Linked DNA regions of Mus musculus: region 1 is linked to region 2. Evidence: chromatin loops called from intact Hi-C (ENCODE). Cell type or tissue: heart. All regions are shown on one strand.

Region 1 (2,500 bases), 360 kb after region 2:
CCCAGGCCCACCAAGCCACCCCCCATGAAAGACCAGTCAGTCACCTGTGGTGAGTTCTCAGGCAGGTGAGTTCCCACCCGACCAGCTCCCCTACCCTAGCCACTCATGTGATGGCTGAAGCCCACAGTGCTGAGCATGACAAAGGTGAAGTAGAAGCTCTCCTCGTAGCTCCAGCCTTCCATGTGGGAGAAGAGAAGTGGAGGCAGCAGCATGAAGGACTGGAGGTCAGAGAGCAGCGCAGCAGGGCCTGCCAGCCTCCTTGCCTGCAGGGTCCTGGAACACACAGCATCGGCCTGAGGCTCTGTCGAGCACAGTGAGAAACAGATGCCCTTGTGCCCAACCTCTCCAGCTTGTGTCCCCTCATGTTTCCTGCCAAAAGCTTGGGGTGGCTTTGACTCCTCCCATCCTCACCCTCACCATGGACATGATCACAGACCCCGTCCTGGGCTTTGCTCCCCCAACCTCACCACCAGCCTCCCATTCCTCTCCCTTCTGCTCCCAAACTCCATTTCCACCACAGTTTCCCAGCTGGAAGCGATTCATCCAGGTTTGTGGCCACTGCCTCAGCTGTTAGCTGCTCCCCAGCTGGTGGGCACATTGGTGCACCCCACACTACATAAGGTGGCCCAGCTGATGGAGTGCTAGCAGGCAGCCAGGCTCCGGTTGCATCCTCTGATGCAGGAGAGAGGGGTATTTGAGGGGACACCTCCTTCATCTCTGGGCATGGCCACCCTGGTCATTTCACTTCCATGCTGGAGGTGGCAGCTGCTGCCTAGCCAGGCCTGATGACTAGACAGAGCAAGGCTGGCACATCAGGTTGCTGTTGGGCTCTGGAGTTCTTATCCATTCTGGCTCCACTTCTTGGACTCTGACTCCTGCAAGGCTTTGGGAACTTGGGCAAGGCTTAATCTTTCTGAGCCAGTTTGCTTAACTTTAAAATGGGCTCCAGACCTGTCATGGGGGAGGGGGTGATGAGAGGCCACAGTGGGGGCCACACTGTCGGTGGGAATGCCAATCCCTGAGCATCCAGTGGGTACCAGGCTGAATGAATGGAATGAATGGACCAATGAATCAAGACGGAAGGTTGCCATATGATCTCTCTCCCTCCCTCCCTCCCCCCCTCTCATTTCCCTTTCCATTCTTGCTTTGTTTTATTTGTCTTAAACCAGGCTTTTATCTAGGCTGGCCTCAAACTTTTTTTAATGTAACCTGTTTTTTTAACCCCCTGTCTCCACCTCTCAAGCGCTGAGATCACAAAGTGATGGTCTGAATAAGTGGGATGCTAGGGAGGTGTTCGAGAGTGAGCCTTGTATTGGAGTGCTGGAAAGACAAGGCAAGGATATAACGATGCTGGTTCCTGAAGGGGAAAGAGGCAGTCGTGGTGGAGCCTAAGTCATCAGCAGTGTGAGCCTGCCACCTGGTGGTAAGTCCTGGGTCATGCAGGCAAGACTGAGGGCAAGGGCTTTTGGGTTGGTTCCTGAAATCCAGGGCTGCAGGGATCCTGGGTTTCTGTCCACACTATTTCCACACAACAGTCTTAAATGCTTTTAAGACAGGCTCCACATCACCCTGGCTCTGGAGGGGAAATGGGTCCAGAGGACAGTGTTAGGGGCCAAGGGATGCTGATGCACTGTGAGAGTTTTCAGGGACAGGTGGGATGACCAAAGTCCACCAGTGCATCAGCCCCCAAACTTGAATATGCACACAGCTCCCCTGGTGTCTGGGGAAGTGCAGAGCCAGGTCCATGTGTCCTGAGGCTGCTTGTAAGAGGCTTGGGGTGTGCTACAGGTGTCACACCCTGTCATACACTCTGGGATGCAATCACTGGAACTATTGTCCCTCAGGGTAAGGCCACCTCCAAAGTTCCAGCAGCTTGTCCCATGCTGCCCTCACCAACGGCAATGATGGTGGGCACGGAAAAGAAGGAAGAGCCTACAAACTCCCAGCCTGTGTATTTCTCAGGAGGTAGGTCCCATCTTTATATGCTTGGGTGATGTCCTGGGGGAGGTGATGCAGTGACCCACAGGATCTTGAGAGAGGAGGATGGGCCCCTGCCCCCTCTCCCATGTCTGTGCTATACCTACAACCACACTCTTGTTGTATAGACAGTTTCTCCAAAGAGATAAACTTCCTCCTGGCGGAAGGAGAAAAGCTCCGAGACTTCCAGGCTCAGGAAACTCAGGAGGGCACAGGATTCACAAACCCAGTCCCCAAAGTTAAATCTCACAGTAACAACTGCTGGGGAGAGCCATCAATAGAGCTCTAGGGATGTGAGGTGTCACCCATAATGGGATGGACTTTTCAGTGATGCCGCTGCCTTTGAACCATCCACATTCCTATTAGTAACTCCAATAAACCCCCTTGGTTCCTCCAGCTAGAAGTGAGTGGGATTGTTTCTTTGGTCAATTAATCCCTGGTGCCCTATCTGACTTGAAGAGAATTTTTCATGTGTCCCCAGGAAAACTTAACACAATATCTCATCCTTTATTCCAAGTCTATT
Region 2 (2,500 bases):
AGCGCGGGCGCCTCCGCCAGGTGGCGCCTAGGCTGGCCGCGCCGGGTCCTGCGGCCTGGCGGCTTGGCCGCGGCGTGGAAAGGACCCGGAGGGCGTGGTTATCGGGAGGCTGAGGGCGGGCCCTGTCGCCTGGTGACTGTGGGTGGGGTGGAGGCGGCTTTGCGGGAGCTTGGCTTGCGTGGGCTGGGGGAGGAGCCAGAGGCCTGAGCCGGGCGGGGGTCGGGGAAAGCGGGACCGGACAGCTCTGCTGTAATCGCCGCTGCCGCCGCCAGCAGACTGACTGAGGCGTTGCCAGGCTAGCTTGGGCTACTGAAAACAAACGTTGATAGCCATTTAATCACAAATCCGTTAGATGTTGCATGTTCGTTTAAAATTTTTTTCCATTTTAGAGGTAAAGGAAGAAATTTATACTACTTATGACCGATGTTAACTTAAGTTGGAATTCAAATTAAGCATTTATAATGTGAAATAGGTACTTGTCTATCACAATAATTTAAATCGCACAATATTGGACCGTTTTCTCACTACATTAGGGTTAAACATTTGATAACTGCAGATTTTTATCTATTGGCCAGTATTTGTAGCATACATGGGAATTTGCTTAGCATAGTGATTTAATTACATTTCAAAAATGTGAATCCTGAAATCTTTAATAACTATTCTCAGCTTCTAGCTATATTTGATATGTGGATTTTCCAATACAATGAAGTATGGTACTGTACAAAATAGGCAAATTTTTGTGTGCTGGCTCATTGCTGGTATTCTAATATTTCTCATAGCTAATTCAGAGGTATAATTAAATATGTCTTAAATTTAATACAGTTTGTTTTCAGTATGCTATTATAGTCCATTGATGAGTAAGATACTTTCCCACCAGGGTCAGTAGTGGGCATTTAGGTGTGTGGAAATTTACAATTATTGGGGACAGCAGGGGGCCATATGGAGCCCTTTAGAAGTTCAGGTCAACTCTGGCAACATAAGACGTCATTTAAAATAAATAATTGTACTCAAGAAGTAGAGGCATGAGTTTGAAGCCAGCCTGGTCTACATAGCAAGTTTTCAGGACAGCCAGAGTTACATAATAAGATCCTATCTCTTAAGTATAAAATTATACTTTCTTAAACATCAACCTGACTTACAAGTATTTGGTTGTAGAGTGGTTTTGGTCATATTTAAAAAGTAACTAAAGCATCTATCAGTTGTGGGTGTTTTACTTATTAAGCATACAGTAGGAATTAGGTCTTATTAAAATGGATTCTTTGCTTTCTTGGTTTTGAGTGCCACCTACTGGATAAGGACTAGGATATGGTGTGCCTTCTTTAATACATAATACACTATTATTTTGAGACCGATTTAATATTTACTCTGATGAAGCAGGTAGTTTAAGCCCAAATCAAGCATCCTATAATATTTAATGCTTTATTTTCCTCCTTATTAAACTTTTCTCAAACGTCCATTTTACTTTTTTATAAAGAATACAATTAGAAGACATTTGAGATTTTTTTTTTCCTTAATTTTTAAGGCAGGAAATCAAGATCTTGAACAATGGAAAGCAAATTCTTCCCAACAGTTATTTTCCTCTTCAGTTCTAGAAGTACCATAACAGGATTTTTCATCACATCCCTATACAGGTTATGGTCCTAGTAACACATTGTTTGGGAATCATTTGTTATGGAAATATCCCTGGCTTCCTACCAGATGCCAGAAATTTACCTCACTGTTGACATCCAGAAATGTTCCTAGACATAAGTACCCCTGCAGTACTGAGAGTCAGTGCATTATAACTTATATTCTGGTTAACTGGTAAAATATTACACTTCTAAGTTGAAATGCATCCATGTATTGTGGTACAGACATCAGTAAAAAGGATTATCGAATAAAAATATATCCTAAGGTCATCAATACAAGAAGAGTAAATTGAGAAATGGAGTCCTAAAAAAATTACAGAACTATTGTTTTATGTTTTGAGTTTATTTTTGAATAAGAAATTGAGTAGAGATGGGTAGATTTTCTATTAGTAAATCAAATCTAGTCAGGTTCTAAATAGTCCAAGATGCATAGCATATGTAGTATTGCATTTAGGATTAAACTTAAATCGTAACATAGTAAAAGAAGGAAAAATTTAATAATTTTGCTGCCTGCCATTTCATTGTCATGAAATATCACAAAGGGGATTTACTGTTTAAAGAAATAAGGTAGTTCTCAAGTAGGAATATAAAATAGCAAATAAGGACTTAAGCAGATAAAAGCAAAAAAGGTCAAAAAAGTAAAGTATTGGACAGTTTTTCATTTCTAAAATTTGTATGAAGTTAATCTTTTAAAAACAAATTGACATTTTTAGCTTCTTGACAATGTATACATACATGTAAACAAGTTACATATACTAGCTTTCCCTTAGTGTTCAGTATTCATTGTCAGTTTCATAAGTGGATTTTTCAGTGGGTATGACATAATAATAGTTTACTAAAATTCCATCCAGTTAATAAAGTCAGCCAAGATA

The links. Peaks named below come from ENCODE experiments on the same cell type or tissue, not always from the same donor. Only the 100,000 strongest peaks of a DNase experiment are listed, where the experiment ranks them.
Region 1: it touches region 2 in a loop (9-fold over the local background); 5 of 42 quality-filtered maps call a loop at or near these places.

Annotation. Positions count from the first base shown.
Region 1 is chr17:49,934,897-49,937,396 of GRCm38, reverse strand. No RefSeq gene overlaps it. Among named protein-coding and RNA genes, the nearest start is that of Gm52302, 98 kb to the left of the region's middle. In heart, a CTCF peak has its summit at 1,427 (motif pointing left); a DNase peak (open chromatin) is centred at 1,426; H3K27me3 peaks cover 1,751 bases.
Region 2 is chr17:50,290,453-50,292,952 of GRCm38, reverse strand. The region is part of intron 1 of Dazl (deleted in azoospermia-like); the gene reads left to right. Among named protein-coding and RNA genes, the nearest start is that of Dazl, 1.9 kb to the left of the region's middle. In heart, CTCF peaks have their summits at 40 (motif pointing right) and 1,281 (motif pointing left); a DNase peak (open chromatin) is centred at 112; H3K4me3 peaks cover 730 bases; H3K27ac peaks cover 419 bases.